Regions from separate parts of the Homo sapiens genome. Here region 2 is linked to region 1. The links are chromatin contacts, found by Hi-C or POLR2A ChIA-PET in ENCODE. All regions are on one chromosome and are shown on one strand. Each heading gives the region's core, a stretch centred on a gene start or an enhancer-like site at or near the end of the contact. The rest is flanking DNA. Distances are from core to core; before and after follow the strand shown.

Evidence for each region. Hi-C counts contacts between places; a loop is a spot of excess contacts on that map. ChIA-PET counts read pairs that join two places held with the same protein, here RNA polymerase II (POLR2A). Pooled maps may share reads with other maps.
Region 2: a loop to region 1 is called in a map of naive thymus-derived CD4-positive, alpha-beta T cell, with 16 times the contacts of the local background. The contact joins the promoter of TXNDC9 here to the promoter of LINC02611 in region 1. A Hi-C loop is called at or near these places in 2 of 168 maps with a recorded cell type or tissue (both naive thymus-derived CD4-positive, alpha-beta T cell) and 10 of 50 pooled maps. POLR2A ChIA-PET finds 5 or more read pairs at or near these places in 2 of 52 experiments (CD4-positive, alpha-beta T cell and CD4-positive, alpha-beta memory T cell).

The regions. Positions count from the first base shown.
Region 1 is chr2:98,769,197-98,775,777 of GRCh38, reverse strand. It overlaps LINC02611 (long intergenic non-protein coding RNA 2611), which reads left to right and starts at 3,880. Exons shown (of 4, transcript NR_126337.1): 1 at 3,880-4,159. RefSeq lists enhancers at 217-1,094, 1,400-1,900, 1,901-2,401, 4,538-5,038, 5,039-5,539.
Region 2 is chr2:99,332,479-99,339,059 of GRCh38, reverse strand. It overlaps TXNDC9 (thioredoxin domain containing 9), which reads left to right and starts at 2,727. Exons shown (of 5, transcript NM_005783.4): 1 at 2,727-2,821; 2 at 5,818-6,038. The coding sequence starts at 5,850. It overlaps EIF5B (eukaryotic translation initiation factor 5B), which reads right to left and starts at 1,671. Exons shown (of 24, transcript NM_015904.4): 1 at 1,471-1,671. The coding sequence starts at 1,505. RefSeq lists enhancers at 1,473-1,582, 1,289-1,790, 1,803-1,912, 1,933-2,012, 2,023-2,072 and 5 more and a silencer at 1,243-1,402.

The DNA of each region.
Region 1 (6,581 bases), core at 2,631-5,130:
ACAGTCCCAGATGGTAAATCTTCCCTGTCACCACCATTGTAACTCCCCAGAGGGGTCCTGGAATTGCTCCAGGAGGCCTTGTGCCAACTGCTAAATCCCAATGTCCCCTTCTCGTCGTCTCACCACAGCAGTTCACGGTCCAAGACCCTCGATGCTTCCATGAAGAGGCAGATCGGCACCTTGTTGCATGCAGCCAAACCATACATGAGTGCACAATACAAAAATGATGATAGATTTGAGCTCAGTGGGTGAGAGGCAGCAGCTGTGTGTTTACTCAAGGTGAGTTTGGAAAAGCTACATGGCATGGTCAGGCTTTTGAGACTTGTTTGAAATGTGGCCGGAAAAGGGGAGGCTGACGTGGGAGGAAGAAATGGGCACGTGTCCCTGGCATCCGCTGCGAGTCCTCCTGCCTCCCTGAGAACACAGTGCACAGCATCCGGGAGAGACTGGCCAGGACTTGGTGTTCAGTTACCTCCAACACCAAAGACAGTTGGACTTGCATTCCCTGGGGCCAGCTCACAAGCTTCAGAGAGCTCACAGCATAATGTCTTCTTCTGACACATGCTCACTGAACATCCACCATGAGCCAGGCACTGGGTAAGCACTGAGGAAACACGGGGCTAGTGACAAGGATGTCTCTGCCCCCAGTGGGCTGTCAGCTCACTGGGCAGAGGAGTTGGGCAAGTCCTGGGGCAGAGACAGAACGGCCCTTCCATGCAGGGCACATGGCGGTCACCACCGCCAGAGGATCTGCTGGAGTAAGCAGGAGAAGCCCTGCTGAGGTCTGGATGTTGATGTCCCCCCAAATTCCTATGTTGAAGCCTAACACCCGTGTGCTGGTGTTAGGAGGTGGGGCGTTTGAGAGCTGGTTAGGTCATGAGGGTGGGGCCCTGATGAATGGGATAGGTTCCTACAAGAAGAGGCCCCAGGGAGCCCCCTCGCCCCTTCCACCATGGGAGGACACAGACAGAAGTCACCATCTATGAACCAGAAATTGGGCCCTCACCAGACACTAAATCTGCCCCTTAATCATGAACTTCCAGACCTCCAGAAGTGTGAAAAATAAGCATGTTGTTTATAGGCCACACAGTCTATGGTATTTCAGTATTGAAGCCCGAACCACCCAAGGCAGGTATGGCATCCACCATCTTGCAGGAAGTGGATGAAGGGGAGGGGCAAGGGAGGGTGGAGGAGGGGAGCCGGCGCTGAGACCCAAACCAAGAGCAAGGGCAAGCTGAGGGGCGGGGGCATTGTTGGAGACCATGCTTAGGCATTTAGAATTTATTCTAAAATCCATGAAAACTTGCTGAAAATTTTTGTTTTCATCTATGTGACATTGCTATCATCTGTATGCTAACAACTCCCACCTTTATTTCCTCCCAGACCTCTGTTCTGAACGCCATGTGCCTCCCCTGGTCTCTGGAAGTCCAGTAGGCACCTGTACATCTAGACACCTCCCCTGCACACAAATCTGCTCTTCCTATGACAGTCCCTGTGTCATTGTCATAAGAGATACATTTGATTCTCCACCCTGGTTCTGGCACGAGAACTCTAAAAGCCTTGGGATTTCCTAAGAGATGAGGGTGAGAGGAATGTCTTTTGTTATTCAAGATGAGCCCCTTCTAACCATACCTGAGTTTATAGTGAGCTCCTAGAGAGCCTCAGGTGGGAGTGGTTGCCACAGGAACCAACCTCGTGACTACAGGGTTAGCACTTTCAGCTCCCCCGTCTCCCTTCCAAGGAGATGAGAAGGACTGGAGGTTGAGGTACATACCAATGCCCAGTGTTTTAATCTACCATGCCTAAGGGATGTGACCTCCACAAAACTCTTCAGGGACAGGGCTGGAGAGCTTCCGGGCTGGTGAGCACAGGGAGGTGCTGGGATGGTGGCGCATCCAGAGAGAGCCTGGACACTCCGCAACAGTCACCCCGATGCCTTGCCCAGGGCAGTCCTTCTCTGCTGCCCCTGAGTTACATCCTAATCATAAACCAGTATGTGTAAGTAAAATGTTTTCCTGAGTTCTGTGAGCTGTTCTAAACCTGAGGAGCAGTTTGTGGGAACCACCAGTTTGTAGTCCATTGGTCAGACGTCTGGGAGGCCTAGGCCTTGCAACTGGCCTCTGAAGTGGGGGCAGCCTTGCAGGACAGAGCTCTTAACCTGTAGGACCTGAGGCTGATGGATGGTGTCAAAACTGAATTGAATCGTAGGACAACCAGTTGGTGTCGGGAGAGCTGGAGAACTGGTTAGTGTGAGGTAAAAACCCACACACTTGGTGTCAGAAGTTAGAACAGAAATGATTCAAAGTCCCTGTGTCAGTGAATGCTTTGTCTCCGCCTGGATGCCTGTGCCAGGCACCTGGGAATCACCACACACCCTCCACATTCGGTGCGTGCCCTTGTCTGTGGGTTCCGCTCCACAAGCCACCACAAATGTATCCAGGTCTGTGCACCTCTGCTCTCACCAGCCTGGCCCCAGCCTGGCCCCAGCCCAGCCTCCCTGAGCCACTGCAGCAGTCTCCCAGAGGCTCAAAAGTGGTGCTTAAGACTTGCATTTGAGAAAGATGGGTTTTGGATAAATGTGGAGGATGGACTGGGGGCCAGTGAGAAGGGGACAAGGGATAGTTTCAGCAACCCGTTCCTTCATGTGTTCACTGAAGTCATGATGCACCGTGAGGGCCTGCTGTGGGCCAAAGCCTGGGAGGGGACTGGGGATAGAGAATGGAGTGTCACCCACAGAGAGAAGAGGTTCATTGGGCGGGGAGACGGCTGAAGTTGCCAAGAGAGAGCTCAAAGGGAGGCAGGGCTGAGGCCAGAAACCCTAAGGGATGGATCAAGGAGAGGAATTGAGGAAGGACAGAGAGCAGGAGCATATGGACAGAGGAGAGGCAGAAGCCGGGCTCTGCAGGGCTGTGGAAGCTGGAGGAGTAGGTTGTCCCAGAGTCCCGTACCCCTGGGGATCCAGGAAGGTAAGAGGGAAGTCAGCAACAAGGAGGTGGGAGAGGTTCCTCGGCATGTGGGGCGGAAGCCAGACTGTGGTGATTGAGAAATGTGTAGGGGTGGAAAAGTGGCTGCAAGGCACGACCACAGGCGGGAGAGCCGACTGTGAAATCTGCAGGAATTTTCTGAGCCAGGCGCCAAACACAGCCAGTGTTAAAAATTAAATGATGAAAACTTACAGTTAAATAGGTTACATAGAGACAAAGCAATAAATACTGAAAACTCATCTCTTCCTAGTTTGTTACCTTCTACCAATAGCTATTCCCCTGAGATAATGTCCATCCATTGTGTCCCTGTGGTGAGAATGCTATATGTGAGTGATTACTCACGTCTATGCATCTCTTCCAACTCTGCGTGTCGTGTTATCTCACTGGTGGCTTGAAATTGGCTGTGATGGGAGTATTTACACCACAGAAACCAGCAAATTCCTCAAATCAGACCTTTTTATTCCCAGAGAGTCAGTTGTGAAACGTTTACCAGCACCACTGGAGGAGTGAGATCAGAGCACTTTCAGTAAGAGAGCAGTGGCACGTTAGCAAATGGAAGGGAGAAAAAGACAGCAGCAAACGTGGACAGGTTTGCGGGCTTTGTGGCAGGGAAGTGAGCGCGTTGCCTCTGATGACTTTCATTTCTCTCAGTTACACTGAGGTGAGGCCAACTGCTCTGTGTGTGGAAGCCAGAGAAGAAAGCAGCACAGAACAGATGCAAACCAAGGAGGCTGGAAGATAAGAGCAGAGCCATCAGGACACGAGCCCCTCGCGGGTATGAAACAGGAGTCGTGGGAGCAAATTAGTAGGTGCACTGCATGGAGGGACGGAAGGGGCAGGGAGGAGCATCTGAATGTAAGATTTCAGAGAAGCTCATTTTGTCAGCATTTCAGAGCTTCCTGTGTGCAGCATGGATCTAAAGCTGGTGGATGCAGGGGGGTGAACAAGACAACATCTTCACTTCCTGCATGCTGATGGCAGAAGTGAGACATCAGCGAAGAAACATCACGATCACCAAATTACGATGAACACCATGGAGGAAACAAAGGACACTGTGACACCAAGGAAGGAAGGGAGGTTACTTTTCATAGTGGCTGTAAATAGAACTGAAGGCTGAAAAACAGCTGTTAAAATGGCTTGTTTGTTTGAAGATGAATGAGAGTACACAATAAAAGGTAATTCTCCCTCCCATCCCCAATGCCAGCTTCCCTGTTTCTCTCCCCAGAAGCAGCCATGGTTCATCACATCCATTTCCAGAGGTATCCTAGGAGCAAGCTGTATGAGGAACCGGGGAAAGAGGAGCATGTGCAAAGGCCCTGGGGTGGAAAGGGCCTGCTGTGCTCTGAGCTGCAGCAGAGCTTCTCAAGCCTTAATTTGCATTTGAATCACCCAGGGATCTTGCTGAAATCCTGATTCCTGATTCAGTAGGTCTGGAGAGGGCTTGAGATTTCTAACAAGCTCCAGGTAATGCTGAGGTGCCTGATCCAGATCTCACTTAGAGTATTAAATAAAGTCCTAGGGGATCGTTAGAGATCAATCCAGCCAGAAATGTCATAGGAGAGGGAAGAACAGGTCAAGACAGGGCTGCACAGACAGGTGGGGCGGCTCAGTCGGGGTCTCTGTGCAGTAAGAAGCGTGGGTGTTATTCTAAGTGCGACAGGAACTCACTGAAAAGCTTTGTGCAGACTGGGGTTGGGAGTGGCGTTACATGATCTACTTATTCTTTCTAAATCACTCTATCTGCTGGTTGGGCAGGCAAAGTGACAGTGGGAGATCCACTGGGAGGCTACTGCACAAATCTCAGCCAGAGGTGACAGTGACAGGACCCATGTGATGACCGGGAAGATGGACGGAAGTGGGCAGACCCCAGGGGTATTTTTTTTTTTTTTTTTTTGAGACGGAGTCTTGCTCTGTCACCCAGGCTGGAGTGCGGTGGCGCGATCCTGGCTCACTGCAAGCTCCGCCTCCCAGGTTCACATCATTCTCCTGCCTCAGCCTCCTGAGTAGCTGGGACTACAGGCGCCCACCACCACGCCCGGCTAATTTCGTGTGTGTGTGTGTGTGTGTGTGTGTGTGTGTGTGTGTGTGTGTGTTTGGTAGAGATGGGGTTTCACCGTGTTAGCCAGGATGGTCTCGATCTCCTGACCTCATGATCCGCCCACCTCGGCCTCCCAGAGTGCTGGGATGACAGGCGTGAGCCACCGCGCCCGGCCCCTAGGGGTATTTTTAAGGTGGAACCGAAAGAACTCATGGATGGGTTGGATATGGGGAGTGAGGGAAAAGGAAGCATCAAGGACGCCTCTTGGGGTTGTGTCTTGAGCAAGCGAGCAGCCTGGGCCAGCATTTACTGAGGCGGAGGGAGGAGCAGGGAGATTGAGAAGCCTGCACGTCACCAAGCAGAGATGTCAAGAAGACCTCGGGGCGGGGGTGGGGGGGGGGGGCGGGGGGCAGGGGCGTGGGCATGTGTGAGGCTGGGGCTCCGAGGAAGGTCTTGGCGTGGAATATAAGTTGGGAGTTGTCAGTAGAGGCATTTTCCAAGGCTATGAGAATGTGCTGTAGAGAAGAGCAGGAGCTCTAGGATGAACCCTGATGGGCATGATCCCTAGGGATTGGGTAGAAGAACAAGCGACCAGAGGGGCGCGGAGGGAGGCTGCAGGCGGCTTTGCCAGCAGGATTTGAAATGAGGAGATTTTATCAGGGCTAACTCAAAGGGTTTGCATTTCACCTTTTGCCCCCTCTTGCATAAATGGCGTCATTTGAAAAGAGAAGAGACGGGAAGGAGGGGGAGTCAGGAACGCGGGCGAAGCGCATCTGCCTGGTTCTGGTGAGACCAGCCCGGCAACTGTCAAGTCATCCCTGCTTAATAACACCTGCTGGAAGGACAAAGGAAAGAGCTGCTGGCACCGAGTCACATGTCCACACAAACCACAGAGCGGGCCGTAGATGCCAAGCCCTTCCCCTTCCCACCCTGTACCTGTTCTTCATGTTAATCTATTACTCTAATAATTTATTCATTGTGTAGCAAATGATCATTTTCCTATCATTTGTTTATTACTATTTTTACTTTCATTATCACGTTAGATTTTCACACATGGGAGCATATGGGGGACATATTTGTTTATTAGTTTATAACCTAAAATGAATATTTTATACAGGAACATTTTAAACAGAGGCAGAAAAACCCTTAACCCAATTTTATCTTATGCTAAAATTTCATTATCACCAATTCTCAGGCCTCCAAGCACTGTGCAAACAATCCTCGAGGAATGGGTGTTATCAATTATTAATAACTATTAAATTAGCATGGAGTTTGATTTTCCCCTAAGTATGTTTCATAACTGCAGAGCAGAGAAAGAGCCTCTGCTCCCTTCCGGGTCTCCTGTTCAAATAAACCTGAACCTGGCCCAGGCACCCAGGCATCTTGGAGTGGCCAGCAGTGAGCCCACGGCTGTGCCTCTGCCCTGCAGGGCACCCGGGGCCTGGAAATCCTCCGGGGTGGAAGGATGAACCCTTCTCCCGGGGAATTTCTGGCAGGTGCATGTGATCTTGATATTCTCTGCAAGTGGCAGAAGGAGCTTGTCCCCCTCACCATCTGTT
Region 2 (6,581 bases), core at 1,478-3,977, 560 kb before region 1:
TCTTGTTGTCTGGGCAACAAGAGGGAAACTCCGTCTCAAAAAAAAAAAAAAAATGTATATATATATTTGTGTATATATTTGTATATATATATATTTATATATATGTGTGTATATATATTTGTATATATATATATATACACACACTTCTAGTAGGTGGGATGAAACCAAGCAGGTCATGTGCTAACAATGGTTGAAGGCAGGTAATTAATACATAAAGGCTCATTATACTCAGTTCTCTATTTTCTAGAGACAGCTGAACATTAGCAAGGAAAAAAGTACCCTATACATCAAAAATTCCTGTCAAAAGTACAGAAATTTGTGTTCCCCTACATCACCCATAATCCTTATTTTCTCATTCATCTGGTTTAACAATAATTCAATTCTCCAAACCAATTAACTTCCTCCAATAGACCTAAAACTGAAATACAAGACTATCTTTGTTGTCTTTTAATTCTACTCATAAGCTAGTCAAACGCTAGGTGAGAAAACGATCCAGGCTTCCAATTTATAATTAGTAAACTTATTTTAACTTCAAGACAACATATCTGTTTTGAGTCAGACTGATGAACTAGCACTAGTTTTTTTAATTTACCTTACTCTCCGCCTCGTATTTAAGTTTGGTGGGTAGTGTACGAACGTGTAATGTAACAGATGTTGTTCACTCCCAGGAAGTCAACTCTTTCCATCATGAGTAACAGAACTCAATCGAATGTGACACACAGAAATGTCTCAAAAATCTCTAGGTAAGTAACTCGCATATACCCTTATCCTCCCTCCCCAAAGCATTGCAGGTGGTTAGAAAGGAGCGACCTCGGTTGGTTGGTTTCTTCTTCTTCCCTTCCTTTCTTAGGGGAAGGCTAGAGAGCAAAGAAACGACAAAAAAAAACAGGCCGGAAGAAGGAAAGCGAAAAGCATGAGGGCTGGACAATCAGCCCTTAAATAAACGAAAACTGTATCCAAATCAGATTAAGTTGAGAGACAGCGAACTGCTAAACACCTCCCCATAACTCTAACGTACCTGAAACCGCGAGTAGAGAAACCCGGCCGTACATCACATTCAAGCTCCCTTCCCTCCCAAAGTACTCACAGGTATAAGAGGCATAAAAAGAACTTCCCCACCCTCGCCAAGAGTAGCGCGGAAAAAAACTCACACTGGCCTGGGCCACGCTGGCGAAGCCGCCTGACCCTCCCCGCGCGACCAGGAACCCTCAAATGACTACCCCGCTCCTCAGGCCGGGGAAGGGGTGCCGGGGGAGCGAGGCTCGACTGGGAGGACCCGCCCGCCGTCGAGGCCCTACGTGCCCACCCGGCCCGGGGGCTTGGGCCCGCTCCGCACACTCTGGGCCCAGGCCTGGTACCCCGCGAAGCTCATCGCGAGCCCAGACCCCGGTCCGACGCCGCGCCCGGCGAGACCCGCACACTCCACTGAGCCACGGCGGCCGCCGCCGTACGGACCCAACCCCTATCTACCTGTCTTCGCTCTTGTTTTTCTGTTTCTTCCCCATTGCTTGTCAATGGCGCTCGTGGCCCCAGCCCCTCTATTCGGTCTCTCACAGACCCACTGTCTCCCGGCTGACTTTGGTCTCCGCTCAGCTCTTTTCCCCTCGTGCTGCCGCCGCTCGCACCCGGCTCTCCACAGACCCGCGCACTGGAACAGGACACATATGGTGTGAGTTCTCAGTGCGCAAGCGCATCGCCCAGCCGCCTCGGCGTGAGGACGCAGGGCGCGGCTCATCGAGAGCTGCGCTTCGGGTAGAGCGTCTCCGGTTGACCGGCCGACCAGGCAGCAGCCCGAGCGCCCCCTGCCCTCAAGCGTCCGCCACGAGCCGACACCCGCGGGTTTTCCACGTTCTAGAACCCGGAGGTGGACAATGAAGCTGTCAATTTCGCCACCTCACCCCTCTCCCAACGGGGAACGCACGCTTCGGTTCAGGAGTGGGCTTTGGGCTTCCCTTTATATCTTTGTATTCTCAGCCGCACGAAGTTCAGTAAAGAACCACAACGAACCAATAGAGTCCTCTGGGGGTTTGCGAGAGAGATAAATTCAGGACAAAATAGGGACCTCTCAGTAACATCCATGCATTATGCATTATGTACAGTCACTGAATAAAACAGAACAGGACACAGCCGATCAATTCCCTAACATAGGTCTTCAGCTTCACCCTCAAAGCGAGGGCGAGTTCTAAAAATTCCTGTGTTTCGAAGAGTCAAGAGGGGACCTACAGGGGTGGTGGAAAATGTTCTATATCTGGATCTGGCCGGTGATATTTTGGGTTTTAACTATGCAAAAGTTAATTGTGCTGTATATGTTTATGCCTCGACTTTAGGAAAAATGTTAACAAAAGAAAACAAAAAAAAGAAAAATGTTCATTCAACACTAACAGAATGGAAACGCAGTTCAAGCGTCACGGCTGAGCGAGAGCACAGCTGTCTCATTTCCAGTCTGGCGCACTGGACCGTGAATACTGAAGCACGCTCCTGAGAAAGTCCGGCCACGACAGCCTGCGCACTAAGAAACTGCAACTCCCACAATGCTTTGCGGCCTTCCAGTTCGGCCGTGTACCCGGAGGAAAGCAAGGGTCGGACACCTTGGGTTCCGGGCTGCTGGGCGGGAGGCGCACGCGCAGAACTGTTCGCCACCCGACCGCCCGCCCCTTCCTCTGGCGTCCAAGGTGATATCGCGCGAGGTTCGCAGCCAATAAGGAGGCGGATGTGACGGCCCGTTTGCAGCCGCCGGCAGCTACTGCAAGGCAAAAGCCGGAGTGGACGTGTCTTTTGAAACTGCTGCTCTTTCACTTCTCAGGCGTCACCGAGAGCTCAGGTGAGGCAGAGGGTAGTGAGAAGAATCCGACCACCACGTCCGGGTGCTGGTGAACATTCTGCTGCTCCACATCCGGAGCGGAGGAGGGGCGCGGCCCCAGCACCGGTGTCGGTGTCCTGGCAGAGGCTCTTGCGCAAGCGCACCAGGAGGCGTCGAAGTTGGGGCCACCGGGACTGTGCTTTCCTCTGTTTCCCCGGGCGCAGGGAGTGGCCGGCTTGCCATTGGGGAGGTACCTGGGGTTCAGTTAAGGACCAGGCCCCTTGATTGTTTTGGCGGATACCTGTAAGGGTGTCCAGGAAATGACTAGGGAATTTGAGGACGCGCTGTGTCCCGTCCCACCCTTCCAGCGGAGCTGTAAAAAGGAAGAATCAGAGGCTGTGGTTTGAAAAATGAAAAGCTAACGAGGGGTTGCATCGTCTCTTTACCCCATTCTCAATGCTCTGACCACCAACACCTACACCCAGAATAGCTCTTCTTAATCTCGTCTTTTTCCAGTTATCCCATAATTAAATTCTGGGCTCATTCTATAAAGTTCCAGGGTAGGCATTCTCTGTGCTTATCCCTGGAGCACAGCTTCCAACGTTCAATTCAGTATCTTATTATCTTCTCCTTCCAGCCCCCTCACTGAGGGTCACAGTCCTACTGACATTTTTCTTGGGCGATAGGGAGCGTGGAAATCTTTGCTGTGTTTGAAATACAGCACCTTTCCAATTTTATAGCACTCACGAGGAGCTTACAATTTGGTTTTTTAGACTCAAATACTTTTGAAACTTAACAGTGTAGTAATTTGAACAGAAGTCAGGCACGTGTTCATTCAACGTTAAATACATGTTTATTGAGTACCTGCTGTGTTCTATGGAGATACAAAGATGAAATCAAGTATGCTTTTCAAATCCTTTTCCTGTAAAGAAAAAGGAATCAGAATTGAAGTTTGCAAGAATATTTCTCTTCAGCTCAACGTTTATAGAGGGCCTGTGTGGGTCAGAATCTGTGTCAGAAGCTGAGTGAATGAATTCACAGTTTGTTGTGAAGTTTGGGGTGCTTCAGTATTATTTGCAAATGTATCATAGTTCATTGATATGCAACAGCCTCCTGCTTTGATAGGCAAATTATAAATCATTTCTGCAGTAATAACCCTGAGATACACATAAACTTGCCCTCTAATTGTTGGTATAAAATTTCTCGTACAAAATACTCCATTTCTTTTAAAAGAAGTAAAATTTTGGCCGGGCGCGGCTGGCTCACGCCTGTAATCTCAGCACTTTGGGAGGCCGAGGCGGGCGGATCACGAGGTCAGGAGATCGTAGCCATCCTGGCTAACACGGTGAAACCCCGTCTGTACTAAAAATACAAAAAGAAATTAGCCGGGCGTGGTGGCGGGCGCCTGTAGTCCCGGCTACTCGGGAGGCTGAGGCAGGAGAATGGCGTGAACCCAGGAGGCGGAGCTAGCAGTGAGCGGAGATGCGCCACTGCACTCCAGCCTGGGCGACAGAGCGAGACTCCGTCTCAAAAAAAAAAGTAAAATTTTGTACTAATTGCTAGTACAAAATACTCCATTTCTTTTAAAATATATAGTCATGTGCCACATAAGGACATTTCAGTTTTATGAGATTGTAATACTGTATTTATCGTACCTTTTCTATGTTTAGATACACAAATGCCATTATGTTACAGTTGTCTGCAGTATTCAGTACAGTAACATGCTGTACAGATTTGTAGCCTAGGAGTAATAGGCTGTATGGCATAGCCTAGGTGTGTAGCAGGCTGTACCATCTGGGTTTGTGTAAATAGTCTATAATGTTTGAAACAATATCAAAATCACCTAATGATGCATTTCTCAGAATGTATTCTCATTGTTTTGTGGGTTTTTGGTTTTTGGTTTTTGAGACAGGGTCTGGCTCTGTTGCCCAGGGTGGGGTGCAAGTGGTGCGTTCTCAGCCCACTGCAACCTCTGCCTCCTGGGCTCAAGGTATCCTCCTCCCACTTCAGCCTCCCTAGTAGCGGGGACTACAGGCACACACCACCGGGCCTGGCCAATTTTTCTATTTTTAGTAGAGACAGGGTTCCATCATGTTTCCCAGGCTGGTCTCAAACATCTGAACTCAAGTGATCTGCCCACCTTGGCCTCCCAAAGTGCTGGGATTACAGGCGTGAGCCATAGCACCCAGCCTAGAATATATTCCCATTGTTAAGTGATGCATGACTAATTGAGATAGGTCTTCCTTTCTAATCTGAATTAGTTCTATTTTGAAACTCTGATTTTACACAGAGGAGTGATGTTGGAAAAAAACCCAAAATTTAGAAAAGTATTTGGAGTGTTTTACATCAAAGTTAACACTGTCAGTAAATGGAAACCAGTATTAATTTTTGTGACCTCATAGACTTTTTTGTTAGGTAATGGGAGAACAGGAATGGACATTAATGCTCAGGGAACACCAGGCACTCTTCTTTACATAAATGGTAATGAGACGTCTTAGGAGTTAAATGAAACTCATTTGGGCAGCAGCCATGAAAAAAATCTGTGTTTTGCTCAACTGTACTCTGTGTTTAAGTAAAGTTTAATATATATATTTATGTGTAAAACCTCAGTAGGTATACCTTCCTATTGTTCGCAGTTGTTTCTGATTTCTCTTTCCCATTGGTAAAGAACACTGATTGTCAGTATATATCACTAGGTATAACTTCACAACTCATTTCTCTGTGGTTTGGTGATGGTCTTAAAGACTTGTCTTGGCTTTAGTATAGTAAAACATATGCTAAATCAGAAGCACCCTAAATTTGCTGTAAGTAGTTTTTGAGTGGTGTGACTAGAACCTACTGAGAATTAAATTTAAAAACACATAAAAATTGTTAAGCCCAGCATCAAGTGCTTGGATGTCGTTAGAATACTCCATAGAGTACACATTATACACTTGCCAGAATTTTTGAAAATGGTAGAGAAAACCTTGCTTATTGTTTGCATTTTTTAAAATGTATTTTGTAAATCTTCTCCCCAGCACCCAGGCTGAACTCTGTACCATTTGGAAGAATGGAAGCTGATGCATCTGTTGACATGTTTTCCAAAGTCCTGGAGCATCAGCTGCTTCAGACTACCAAACTGGTGGAAGAACATTTGGATTCTGAAATTCAAAAACTGGATCAGATGGATGAGGATGAATTGGAACGCCTTAAAGAAAAGAGACTCCAGGCACTAAGGAAAGCTCAACAGCAGAAACAAGTAACCTCTCTGCCCTGCTTTCTGAAATTGCTATAACAGTATGCGCCTAACAACTTATATATACATGTGCTGTAGTAGTTACATTTCGTTCTTTGTGTTTAGGGTTTTTAAAATTCAGAATACCTATTACTGTTAAAAATTTGCCCAGAAAAAAATATGTTTTAAAGACATTCAAAATTAGCCCAATCTCTATATTAATCCACAGTCGAGTAAAAGAAAGATCTGCCCAAGATCGTTTTTCTGAGCTTGGATTTGTTTGGTTGAATGGAGGGCTAGGGAGTCATTGGTTTCCATTTCAGGTAATATTAAAGCCGATTTAGCTATTTTCAAAGCAAACGAGATAAGACAGATGAGATAAGAGCAATTAAGTCAATTTATGTTGAAAAATGTATTTCAGGCATTTCCAATGAAATAATTATGTGGCATATTCAAAAGAATGCATGCTTTGTAACAAAGGTGGCCACAGCTCTATCGTTGTTGCCTCTTAGAATGTTTGTGTAGAATAAACGCAGAGTTGTAAACTCTGACTGAAACCAGTGGATT